Regions from separate parts of the Homo sapiens genome. Here region 2 is linked to region 1. The links are chromatin contacts, found by Hi-C or POLR2A ChIA-PET in ENCODE. All regions are on one chromosome and are shown on one strand. The core of a region is the stretch at or near the end of the contact, and the rest is flanking DNA. Distances in the headings are between cores, read along the strand shown. Region 1 overlaps ATG7 (autophagy related 7). Region 2 overlaps VGLL4 (vestigial like family member 4).

What was found. Hi-C counts contacts between places; a loop is a spot of excess contacts on that map. ChIA-PET counts read pairs that join two places held with the same protein, here RNA polymerase II (POLR2A). Pooled maps may share reads with other maps.
Region 2: a pooled map shows a loop between it and region 1 (4-fold over the local background). The contact joins two enhancer-like sites. A Hi-C loop is called at or near these places in 4 of 50 pooled maps. POLR2A ChIA-PET finds 5 or more read pairs at or near these places in 12 of 52 experiments (A673, AG04449, BJ and 8 more).

The regions. Positions count from the first base shown.
Region 1 is chr3:11,545,591-11,552,383 of GRCh38, reverse strand. The region is part of intron 20 of ATG7 (autophagy related 7); the gene reads right to left. Among named protein-coding and RNA genes, the nearest start is that of VGLL4, 95 kb to the left of the region's middle. RefSeq lists enhancers at 5,030-5,529, 5,530-6,031. Within about 2 kb of position 3,608, at least 7 of the 41 ENCODE cell types and tissues checked have a DNase peak (open chromatin) inside an H3K27ac peak, as active enhancers do.
Region 2 is chr3:11,621,412-11,628,204 of GRCh38, reverse strand. The region is part of intron 1 of VGLL4 (vestigial like family member 4); the gene reads left to right. Among named protein-coding and RNA genes, the nearest start is that of VGLL4, 19 kb to the left of the region's middle. RefSeq lists an enhancer at 3,700-3,749. Within about 2 kb of position 3,309, at least 4 of the 41 ENCODE cell types and tissues checked have a DNase peak (open chromatin) inside an H3K27ac peak, as active enhancers do.

The DNA.
Region 1 (6,793 bases), core at 2,359-4,858:
GTAAACTGGCACATTTTAAAAAATATCAATACTCAGTGCCGACAAGGGTATGGCAAAACACTGCCACAAGAGAAGTATAAATTGGTACCATATTTTTTAAAAGATTTGGCAATATGTAATACAAACCTTTAAAAACATTCAACCCTAAGGAAAAATGATCTCTTTGTAGGTAATATCAAAGCACACCTGGAAACCCCAATAAAATAAGTGCTAAGATATCCTTAGAATACAAATGAAAAAGTATTTAGTAAGAGCAAGATATAAAATTGACAACAACCAATTATAACCCACCACATGCAGTGCAAACAATGTTTAGTTCAAAACAGAATGAAAGAGGCCGGGCGTGGTGGCGCACGCCTGTAATCCCAGCACTTCGGGAGGCCAAGGCGGGTGGATCACTTGAGGTCAGGAGTTCGAGACCAGCCTGGCCAACATGGTGAAACCCCGTCTCTACTAAAAATCCAAAAATTAGCCAGGCGTGGTGGTGGGCACCTGTAGTCCCAGCTACTTGGGAGGCTGAGGCAGGAGAATGGCTTGAACTCAGGAGGTAGAAGTTGTAGTGAGCTGAGATCGCACCACTATACTCCAGCCTGGGCGACAGGGTGAGACCCTGCCTCGAGAAAAAAAAAAGAAAAGAAAAGAACCCATTATATTGGCTGGGCACAGCGGCTCGTGCCTGTAATCCCAGCACTTTGGGAGGCTGAGGCGAGTGGACTGCTTGAGGCCAGGAGTTTGAGACCAGCCTGGACAATAGAGCAAGACCCTCTCTCTATAAAAATAAAAACTTTAAAAAAAATTATAAAAGCAGTGAAAAAGCTAAACACATGGGAATAAACCTAACATCGGATGTACAGAATCCATATGAAGCCTCTAAAACAGCTGCGACAGTCCTAGAAGAATCTCTCCTGGAAAGACGTAAACTGGAGTAGATAGAGCCACACCCCTTGTTTCTGCATAGGACGATTCAACATCCATAAAGATGTCAGCTTTCTCAAAGTGAATACATTAACAAAGTCTCAATTTTCAAAGTTAACAAATGTTTTCTGGAGCCGGGCGAGCTGGTTCTAGGCTATGTGGAAAAACAGGAAGCAGACACACCCAGGAAACCCTCCGAACAGAAGAGCGGTGAGAAGCCCCCACCATGGGCCGAGGGAGACGCCATGAAACCCCCGAGGAGGAGAGGGTGCGTCAGCACGGAACACTCAGACGGCCCGCAGGACACGACGAGTACAGAAACGAGAAGACCATGTCCAAGAACATGTGGAAATCAAGGATTTTAATGATAATGGCCTGGGGAGTGCCATCTCGGCTCATTACGAAAAGATAGACTTTTTAAAAAACTGATATGAAGAGAAGTAGAGAGTCACTTGGAAAAAGATAAAATTGATTCCATGCCTTACCCCGCATGTTAGAATCAACTCCAAATGGGATAAAAATCCAAACGTTAGAGAAAATGAAACCATAAGAATACTAGATACAAACACGGGTAAGCTCATTATAGCCTGGGAGTAGGGAAGGCCTATGATCCCAAATCCATAAGCAATAAAAAAATGGATACACTGGACTCTGCAAAAACACATGCATGCAATATGCACGGGAAAACAGTCAAAAAGGCAAACTGAGAGAAAACATAACAACATACCATAAAGGGCTCATCTCGGTAATAGACAAAGAGCTCTTAGAAATCAAGAAGAGAGGCCAGGCATGCCTATAATCCCAGCACTTTGGGAGGCTGAGGCGGGAGGATCACTTGAGCCCAGGAGTTCAAGACCAGCCTGGGCAACATAAGGAGACCCTTTCTCTACAATAATTTTTTAAAAATGAGCCAGGCATAGTGGCATGTGTCTGTAGTCCCAGCAACTCAGGAGATAGGAGGATGGTGTGAGCTTGGGAGGTAGAGGCCGCAGTGAGCTGTGACTGCACCACTGCACTCCAGCCTGGGCAACAGAGAGTGAGACCCTGTCTCAAAGAAATAAATAAAATTCAAGAAGAGAAAGACCAATAGACCAAATTTTTAAAAAGTGGACAAAGACACGGCCAGTTCTCAGAAAAAATAAGCAAATGGCCCTTAAACAGAAAAAAAAAGATGCACAGCCCTACTCATAATAAAGGAAATGCAAAGGTTTCTTAAGACACAAAAAGTACTAACCAGAAAAAAAAATGGGTTTGCATTTCACAAGAATTAAAATTTCTGATCTTGGAAGGATACCACTGAGAAAATGAAAAGGCAAGTTGCAGACTAGGAGAAAATATCTCTATATTAAAAGAACTTGTATTTAGAAAATAAAGAGAACTCTTACAACTTAATAATAAAGAGACAAAAACTTGATTTTTGGGGAAAAGATTGGAAGAGAAACTTCACCAAAGAGGAAATATAATGGCAAATAAGAAAAGACGTGCAGTTTGCAGTCCTCAGGGAAATGCAAATCAAAACCATAAAGAGACAGTGCACCCCACCTCCTCGGAGAGCTGAAGCTAAAGGCCAGCGATGCCCGATGTCTGTGAGGATGTGGGGCAGGAAGGGCCCACACACTGCTCCTAGTGGGGATGGAAACTGGCAAAACCACTTTGGAGGAAGGTCTAGTGACTGTTTAAGTGTGCGCTCACCATGTGATCCAGCCATTCCACTCCTGTTTACTCCAAAGAAACGAAAACACATGTCCACAGAAAAACTTGAGCCAGAATGTCCGCAGCAGTCTTACTCAGAATAGGTACAAACTAGAAACCACACAAATGATCATCAACGGGAAAGCAGAGAAATTGTGGTGTATCCGTACAGTGGATACTCCTAAGCCATTAAACTACTGATGGGTGCGACAACACATATGAATCTCAGTGTCTTTATCCTGGGTCAAGGAAGCCCAACTGGAAGGGGTGGGGAATGGGGTCGAAGGGTACGAGGGGTACAAGGTGGCAGTTACGTAGTATGAATAGTCTGGAGGTCTGATATACAGCACAGGACTACTGTTAATCATGCTGGACTGTACACTGGAAATTTGCTAAGAGTAGATTTTAGGTGCTCTCACCACATGCTATGGGAGTTCACAGATGTGTTAATTTCCTTGACTGTAGTAACCATTTCACTATGTGATATAAAGATACCTTACACACTTTGAATATATACAGTTTTTAAGAAAACAACCCTAACACAGAAGACATCATACTTCATATTTCATTTATATGAAATCCTACAAGGGCAAAAACCCATCTGTGGTGACAGGAAGTAGATAATTTGTCACAACTCAACAAACTGGACACTTAAAGTGGGTGTATTTCATTGTATGTAAATCACACAATACAGCTGATTGAAAAAAAAAAAGCTGCACTGAGATAACGCTGGCAAGAACCTCACTGCTTCACAATATGTTCTGTTTGTGAGCCTGTGGTGGAACCACTCTCATACCTCCCTGGTGACACACAGAGCAGTCCAACCCCTGCAGAGGACAATCTGGCAACAGCCACGATTCCTACGGCTTAACTTTTGACCCGGCCGTCTCACTTTTAGGAGTCTGTCCTGAAGACACACCTCCACTATACGAAAGGATATTATCCCCTGCTGCATGATCTCTTACAGGAAAAGACTGGGAACAGGCCCAAGAGGCCCTCAGCGGGGAACCAGCTGACTAAACCATTTGATGCACATCCACACCTGGACTACTGTGGCCCTGAAACACAGTGAGTTCAATCGGCTGATACGGGGGCTCAGTTCCGGGATTTCTTTAGTGAAAGAAAAGAAGAAAGAAATGCAGAGTATCTGTAGCATACCACCTTTGTTTAAGAAAAAAAGGTTTTTAATTTTGCAAATATAAACACAGGAACGATAAAAGGAGAAATTAATTTAAATGCCTCCCTATAGAGGGCAGGTGGGGATGAAGGCGAGACTGCTCTGAGCATGCCTTTTAATTTTGAATCATATATCTTATATATTTTAAAGACTAAAAAAGGAAACCAAAAATACAAGCAACAACAAAATAAGTAAACTGGAGTTAGTCAAAATTTAAAATTTTTGTGCTTCCAAGGACACTATTAAGAAAGAGAAAAGATAGCCACAGAATGAGAGAAAATAATTGCACATCATGTATCTGATAAGAGACTTGTATCTAGAATATATAAAGACAGGAGTTTGAGACCAGCCTGGGCAACATAGTGAGACCCCATCTTTAAGAAATTAAAGAAAAAATACAAAGGCCATTTACAACGCAATAATAAAAAGAAAACACAATTTAAAAATGTGGCAAAAGTCCAAGCGTGGTGGCTCATGCCTGTAATTTCAGCACTTTGGGAGGCCAAGGTGGGAAGGTCACTTGAGCCCAGGAGTTCAAGACCAGCCTGGAAAACACAGGGAAATCCTGTCTCTATCAAAAAAATTTAAAAACTAGTTGGGTGTGGTGGTGCACACCTATAGTCCCAGCTACTCTGGAGGCTGAGGTGGGAGGATCCCTTGAGCCCAGGAGGTCAAGGCTACAGTGAGCCATGACCATGCCACTTACACTCCAGCAAGACCCTGTTTCAAAAACAAAACAAAACAAAAAAAGGGGCAAAGATGTTGGATAGACATTTCTCCAGAAAAAGACACAAATTGCTAAGAAGCACATGAAATGATACTCAAACATAATTAGTCATCAGGAAAATGTGAATCAAAACCATAAGCTACCACTTCACACCCACTAGGATGGCTGCAGTGAAAAAGCCAGATCATAGTAAGTGTTGACAAGGATGTGGACAAACTAGAACCTTCATACGTTGCTGCTGGAAATGTGAAATGGTTCAGCCACCTCATAAAAAACAGCTGGCAGTTTACCCCAAAAATTAAACACAGTTACCATATGGTACAACAATTCCAGTCCTAGGTAACTGCCCAAGAGAAATGACAACGTGTCCACATAAAAACTTGTACACAAACACAGTAGTATTCATAGGAAAGTATTCATAAAAGTTAAACGTGGAATTCATAATAGGAAACGAGTGGAAACAATCCAGTTTCCACCAACTGATGAATAAATGAAACGTGGTCTGTCCACACAGGGGAATGTCACTCAAACCCCTGCCTCCACTCTCTTCCCGGCAGCCCTGAGGACAATGGTGTCACATGTTTGCCCCCATTTTACAAAGTAGGGGACTGAAGCACAGAGAAAACAGCAGAACTTGTCAAGGAGACCAAGCTAGCAAGGGCGAAGGAAGAGGCCTTTTCCACTTTCTCTCACTACTTCCTGTTAAACATAATTCCCTCTAAAGACGATTAAGGACAGTCTCTGATTCTGCCCTCTGGGCCCCAGACACTCTTCCATTCACCGCCTGTCACGCAAATGCACAATAGGTGCCCAAGAGCAACAGCACACACCCACCAGCACCATGAATAAACCTGGGCAGCCGAAAGGACAGGCCAGCTCCTGACCTGGCTCCCAAGTCCCCACCTTGGTATGACCCAGTTCAGAAGGCAGAGCCCATGGCTTGGACAGTTAGGGAGAGGATGGCATCAGCCTGTGCTGCTCTCCGCTGGCAAGGGTGGGCTCAGCCCCTCTGGTCAGCCTGACCTGAGCACCTCAGCGCTCCCCACTGGCCGCTGCCCTGCAATGGAAGAGGGCAGGGATGGGCTGCCACTCTGCATTAGGGGAAGAGGGACCTTTCAATTGGGCCCATCACAAGGAATGAGGGAGAAGGCTCAGCCTGGACCACACACACCCAAAGGGCCTTGAGGTTTAACTCTCTCCAAAGGAGACAGACGAGTTTGAAAGGAGCCCTCATCATCCAATTTCAAACTTGGGTCCCATTTCTGGACCACACTGCCTGAAGCATGCCATGAACTAAGGTTCTTCTTTTATAAACACTGTAATTACCTTGGGAATGGCACAATTATATTTCTGTGTGTCCGTTAAAAGCGTTCATTTGTTAAATGTAAACATTTAAAATAAGGCTGGGCGCAGTGGCTCACGCCTGTAATCCCAACATTTTGGGAAGCCAAGTCAGGCGGATCACCTGAGGTCAGGAGTTCGAGACCAGCTTGGCCAACATGGCAAAACCCCCTCTCTACTAAAAATACAAAACTTAGCTGGGCATGGTGGCATGTGCTTGTAATCCCAGCTACTCGGGAGGCTGAGGCAGGAAAATTGCTTGAACCCGGAAGGAAGAGGTTGCAGTGAACCGAGATTACGCCACTGCACTCCAGCCTGGGTGACAGAGCAGGACTCCATCTCAAAAAAAAAAAAAAAAAAAAAAAAAAATCCAGTTTTGGCATTTCTTTACTTTTTGAGACAGGGCCTCACTCTGTCACCCAGGCTGGAGTGTGGTGCCATCTATAACTCACTGCAGCCTTGACCTCCCAGGCTCAAGCAATCCTCCTACCTCAGCCTCCTTAGTAGTTGGGACTACAGGCATATGCCACCACAACCAGCTAATTTTTTATATTTTGTGGAGATGGGGTCTCCCTATGTTGCCCAGGCTGGTCTTAAACTCCTAGGCTTAAGCAATCCTCTGGCTTGGCCTCCCAAAATGCCTCCGGGAAACAATGGGGGTATGGGGGTGCTAACCCCCACTTCTTCTGCAGGAGGCTGCTAGTTTGCTAGCCCTTACTGAGCACTGCCAGGGGGTGGCTACAGGGACTAGAGGAGAAAAAGGAGAGGGGACATCCAGAAGATGATTCCAAGGAAGAACCGCCAGGGGGGCTGACAACAGAGAGACACACGCCCAGGAGAGCTAGGCCTGGCAGGGCTGCTCGGGACACGGAGCCCAAGCACAGCCCCGAGGCCCAGAGAGGGGACAGGGCTGGCGGGGCTGCCAAGGCCAGAAGGCTGTG
Region 2 (6,793 bases), core at 2,060-4,559, 76 kb before region 1:
GTTGGTCAGGCTGGTCTCGAATTCCCGAACTCAGGTGATCTGCCCACCTTGGCCTCCCAAAGTGCTGGGATTATAGGCATGAGCCACCATGCTGGGCCAATTTGATGTTTTAATACATATTTATGTTGTATAATGATCCAGTCAGTGTAGTTCTTGTATTCATTACCTTATCATTTATTTGTTGTGAGGGCCTTCAGAAGCCTCTCATGTAGCTATTTTAGAATATGCAATCTTTTACTGTTAACCATAGTAATCCTCCTATGCACTAGAGCAGCAGAATTTATTCCTCCTATCTAAAGTAACTTTTGTACTTTAACCTTTTAAAATGTCAGTGCCTAGCAAGATGCTTTGTCCTCTTTCAATGTGTGATATGTTTATATCATCCTCTTTTGAATTTCTGTTGAGTTTATAGTCTGTAATATACATTTGGCAGTTATATCACTTTGTATTTTATTGTCTTTAATGTAAATGTGACTGATGAAAAGCAAACAAATGTAACAACCTACACATCTAAATAAGTAATAGTTACCTTGGAAAATTACACATTTAACGTAATACTGCGATGATCTTATTCTCAGAACATTGATTTTTTTTTTTTTTTTTTTTTTTGAGATGAAGTTTCACTCTTGTCACTCAGGCTGGAGTGCAATGGCACGATCTTGGCTCACTGGAACCTCTGCCTCCTGGGTTCAAGCGATTCACTTCCCTCAGCCTCCTGGGTAGCTGGGATTACAGGCGCCTGCCACCACGCCCGGCTAACCCACGCCCAGCTAATTTTTCTTTTTTTTTAGTAGAGACGGGGTTTCACCATGTTGGCCAGGCTGGTCTCGAACTCCTGACCTTAGATGATCCAACTGCCTCGGCCTCCCAAAGTGCTGGGATTACAGATGTGAGCCACTGCGCCTGGACACATTGATGGTTTTCTCACCAGTGGCCAGTAATTTAAAAACCGACAGAGAGAGAGAGAGAGAGAGTGTGTGTGTGTGTGTGTGTGTGTGTGTGTATAAAACAAACACAGTGCTTACTCCTTGCCATACTTATACATAAGTATGCCTATAAAGTGAAGAGCTAGTTTTTTCTCTGTCATTCTGAAGCCAGTTCCACAAGTGGAGTTTGCAAGTGTCTTTTAATCAGTGGCAATTTTATTTGGAATAGGGTCAAGTCATTCTAGTATGACTACATTTAAGTGATAACACTCGTTTGCATGTTTGCCAAAAAATAATCCAGTTTCACTGCCCCCCACCCCCACCCCCAGCCACCCTATCTAAAATATGAATTCCTTGAGGGCAAGACATCTACCATCTCTTGTGCATCCCTTCCACCATTAGCACTTCTCTGTATTGTGCACATGATTTGAGATCCTAGAGCTCTTTAGAGGGCTGAGACACTTTTGGTTATCATGCTAGGAAGACTGGCTTTGCCTTCCTAGTGCTTGTCTTCCTTTGTTGAGCTTTGCAAACCCATTTATATCACATGGAGTAACGGGCTGTTTGGGAAGTTTCAGCCAACTGTTCTTTACTTCATTTTATGGATGATGTGATACCCATTTTGTCTGTAAGTGGCTTTCTGTAGAATGAATGCCCCATTCTCATTGAAGAGGTGGGATAACCATAGCTCTTAGCCACCACAATGTGTTTAGAGCACTGTTCAGGGAATAGTCATGGTACCTTCAAATATTACTGCCTTTCAAGGTAATGAAATCTCCAGCTCTGCCAGATCTTTTGTGTCATGAGAAAAAACCAAAACAACTTAGTTCCTGCCCATCCAGGGCTTATCTTTGAAGTAATAAGAGGAGAATGAAAGACTTGAAGAAAAGAGTGGCACTTGGATACATTTCCACCCACACAGGTACTTGTTTTGTTTTGACTTTGTGTGGTCTGTTTGTGTGCTTGCAGTGTATTTTTTTGGAAAGGTTGTGTCTTTGAGTTCAAAAGAATTTCCTTTCCGTATTTGATTCAGCTTCCGTATTTGGTTACCACTGCAGTTGTGACAGTTGCTTGACTAATTTTTGCAATGCCCAGGGCTCATTGAGATTCTTGGAAAGGTGAAAAGCCACCATATTTACTCTCTCCAGTGCTGGCTCTCTTTCTGCTATAGCTTTTAAAAGATGATAGTTTCTTTAAGTTAAGATTTTTAACAGCTTTGCTGAGATATAATTCGTACACCATGCCATTCATTCGTTTAAATTATACAATTTAATGGTATTTAATATATTCACAGAGTTGTACAGTTATCACTGGGATCAAAGTTTAGAACATTTTCATCACTCCCGGAAGAAACCTTGACCCGTTTCACTCTCCATTCCCCCGTCCTGCTGGTCCCTGGCAGCCACAGATCTACTTTCTGTCTATATAGATCTGCTTATTCTGGGCATTTCATATAAATGGAATAATACAATATTTGGTCTTTTGTTACTTCATTCCTTTTTATTGCTGAGTAGTAGTTCCTTGTATGGCTGTACCACATTTTATTTACAAAAAAAAAAAATGTTTTTAAAGAAGCAATACTAGCTCCTGGATAAAGGTTGGGTTGAGCAGTTACACAGACTACAATGCTGCCTTCACTAATCTTTAGCTGTGAAAAAGGAAGAGAAAAACATGCCATTTTGTTTGCTGATTTGCACTTGAACCCCAGCAAAATGTCATGGTCCTAACCCTCTGGTGTAACCTGTCTGGAGCAATAGCATGGTTTATTTTTAGAATCTGAGTGACATTTTCTGTTTGGTAATCTGTCTAATTTCAGATGGAGCTATAGATATGGATATAGATAAAATTTGGCATTTTCAAACTTGTACTTTCAAAGACCTTAGAACCAAATGTCATTCAGCTGAAACCATAATGTATTATAAACTACGTCTTCTAGAGTTTTGTTGTCATAGAGGCAAATGAGATGCCAAATGCTAGCAATCCTATTTAGGAGGCCTACTATTAGGATTTAAAAGAAGTGGACTGCCAGAGATGAATTATGTGACACAGATGCTAACATCTAGTTATTATGAGTGATCCATTCTGTCATGAGGTAGCACTTGAAAAACAACCTGGGACAAAAGAACAGGCCTCTGGCACTACTGAATTTTTGGAGAGAGAAACCTTTAGAAGTTAGCATGTGGTTCTTTCTGGACATGTTCATTGCCTTAGTTCTTCTTTTGCAAATATTTTGTAAATATTCATGAAGTGAAATGAGATGTTTGAGAAGGCAGATCTGCAGATCCCCTAAAGAGCATTGTCAGTTATGCTGGGCTGTTCCTACCCTATCCCTCTGTTTACCTGCGGCGGCCTCTCAGAGCGTGATCGTGGTGGCTTTGTGGTGGTTTTAAATGTAATCGTGAGAAGCTAGCTGAGAGAATGCTAGCAGTGTTCCTTCGGATCAAGTTGAGACTAGCTGGTACAGTTAAGCCTAAGTTTCTTTTTGTTTCTTTCCTTGCCCCTCTCATTTTTCTAGACTTTGAGAAATTTACAGTTTGGTAGTTAAGGACTATGTTTGCAAGCCTAATTCAAAGCTTTTGGGGAATGAGTTGTTTTGTTGTGCAAAAGACAAATAGGAAGTATATGACTGTATGCCTTATAGGAATAGAAGGCAGCAGATAGTATAGCTATTTTCCATATGGGGAAACTGAGGCATGGGAGGGTTACTTAATGAAGTCCCTGATCTCTCAAGAGGCAAACATTAAAAAAAAAATTAGAGAAAGACGTCATTATTTGAAAATAGAGGTGAGCCCTCCTAAAGCTGGTCTTGAGCTGTTTCACGTGTTAGTGCTGGCAGGAGGTAACCAGGACGGCCTAAATCTTGCTTTCTGAAACTCGTTCATCAGGCATTTCCTGAGTGGATGTGAGTACTGAGATACATCATCAGTTCTCCCATGTGCCACGTCACTGCTGACACGTCCTTAGAAATGTCTGATGTGGTGTTGGCTGATCTTGGTATTGATCAGTTGTGAAAGTGGAAGAGGCATGAGAAGAGACACCTCTTGGGGCACGCTAAAATGACATATCGTGGGGGTCCCTGGACAACTTTTTATTAGGACTGGAGCCAGACCTAGGAATATGTGTTTTAAATAAGTCTTTTAGGTGATTCTGACGTAGGTCATCCAGGAACTCACTTTGGAAAGCATTGTACTAGACATGAAATAGGAGTGGCTGGATGAAAAACAATAAGGAAAATTTGCCCCGGTGCTGTGGCTCATGCCTGTAATCCCAGCACTTTGGGAGACAGAGGTGGGAGGATCACTTGAGCCCAGGAGTTCGAGACCAGCCTGGGCAACATGGTAAAACCCCATCTCTACAAAAAATACAAAAAATTAACCAAGCGTGGTGGAGGGCACTTGTAGTCCCAGCTGCTCGGGAGGTTGAGGTGGGAGGATCACTTGAGCCTGGGAGGTTGAGGCTGCAATGAATTATGATGGCACCACTGCACTCCAACCTAGGTGACAGAGATCCTGACTCAAAAAAAAAAAAAGAAAATTTTCACAGATTGGTGAAATTAAACTGAGAACCACTTTTGCTTTACATATGAGCTCAGCAGAGCCTTTAAATCACGATCAGGTTTAATTTACTATCTAATTTTCAGAAATACATTTGTCACCTGCAGACAGTTAGACCTAGACAGTTGTAGAAATTTTCAGCATTCCCAACTTACAGAAAACCCTGACAGAAAGAATACACAGCTGACCCTTGAACAATACCATCTGAACTTCGAGGGTCCACTTCGACTCAGGATTTTTTTTCAACCAATTGCAGACAGAAAATATTGCAGGATGTGAAACCCATGTGTGTAGAGGCCCAGCTTCTCCTATAAGCGGGCTCTGCAGAGTGGACTTTGAGACTTGGGTATGTGTGGATTTTGCCATTGGTGGGATTCCTGGAACCAATCCCCTGAGTATATATACCAAAGGATGACTAATTTCTCTTTAGTATACAACACCTAATTTTCACTCTGCTGAAAATAAAATCCTTTGCTGCTTCTGTTCCATGGGCTCTTCCTTCTGTTCCTTCCAGCCAGTCGACAGAGCCTTGATGTGATCCCAGTGGATGACCTGTTAACTTAGTGAGGGGCTTTGATTCTGTGTGGGTTCCTGTGGATGCTAGGATTTGGATATGTATGAGGTGACATCACTTTCTCCTCTGTCACCAGCATTGGAATCCATAACTAAAAGGTGGATGGTGAGTAGCCATCCACCTTTGGCAAGAAAGGTTGCTACCTCAGCTATTTAAGATATTTGCTCAAATACCAAGTATGTAAGTAAATGGGTAATTCCAAGCTGGAACAGCCCAAGGAAGCGTAAGAAAGGAAATACAAGAGCCTTTCCAGGTTTCAGTTCTCAGTCCAACAGATGGAAGCCTCTCAGTTACATGAGCTCACATCTGTCTCTCTGATTTGACAGAGCTCGTGCCATCAAAACTGGAATTGCTAATTCTATAATCCCTCGAAAGCATAATTGAAGTGAGACTGACAAAGAGCTACACCCTAAAGGTTAATGGCGCAGAGAGAATAAGGGGCCTAGAGAACTAATCGTGAAATATAAATGTCAGTGGCTGCAAACCACTCATCCATTTAATTTGCTAGAAGTTAATATAGTCTTGTAGACCCCAAATTAAAATGTTTCAGTTTTGCTTTATTTCTTCATTACTCTAGTCCCCATTGACCTTGTGTCAAGACGGAAACAATTGAGGAGCATTCTAGCATGGGAGCAGTTTTAACAATCATTGTCAGCATGGCTTTAAAGAAAATAGGCTGGCCAAACACACATTAGGTTCTGCCATCTAGTAATAGTATGATTTTTTTTTTTTTGTAAAAACCATTAAAATAAGGCATTGGGAAGACAGATTGAATTTCTGAAATGCCAGAATGTCAGTGGTAAATATCACTGTTATTTATTATCCAGGAGTTTGCTACCCAGCTATCGGTGGTGGGTATCTAGCAATGGCTGGGGCTTCAGCATAGGCTGGCTTATCAAGAAACCGGATGGGAAGATAATGGCATTTAGAAGAACATTTGTAATCAAATTCGTAAGCTTTGTAAAAGATGTAAGATGAAGGTTAGGTTTTTGTAAAGGTTTCTTGTTGGTACCTCTGAAGGCTGTAGGTAACTATAATAATAGATTTGAAGGAAAAGACAACTCATAGAATGGGAAAATATTTTTATAAATCATGTGTCTGAGAAGGGACCTGTATTGAGATGTATAGAACTCTTACATCTCAACAGTACAAAGGCAGATAATCTTATTTAAAAATGGGCAAAGGATTTGAATAGACAATTCTCCAAAGAAGATAAATGGCCAAGAATTGCAGAAAAATATGCTCAACATCATTAGGAAAATGAAAATCAAAACCACAGTGAGGTCTGCCTACTATGGATGGTTGAAATAAAAAAGACAATAACAAGTGTTGGTGAGGATGTGGAGAAATTGGAATGCCTCATACGTTGCTGGTGGGAATGTAAAATGGTGTAGCTGTTTTGGAAACAGTTTTGCAGTTGCTCGAAATGTTAAACATAGAGTTACCATTTGACCCAGCAATTCTACTCCTAGGTACATACTGGAGAATTGAAAACATCCCTGTAAAAATCTGTCCACAAATGTCCATAGAAGTATTATTTATAATAGCCAAAAAGTAGAAGCAATCCAAATACCCATCAGCTGATGAATGGATAAAATGCGGTTTCTCCATACGATGAAATATTATTTGGCAATATGAAGAAATATAGTACTGACATACGTTACAACATGGATGAACTTTTAAAACATTATGAGTGAAAGAACCAGACACAAAAGACACCAAATCATTATATGATTGAG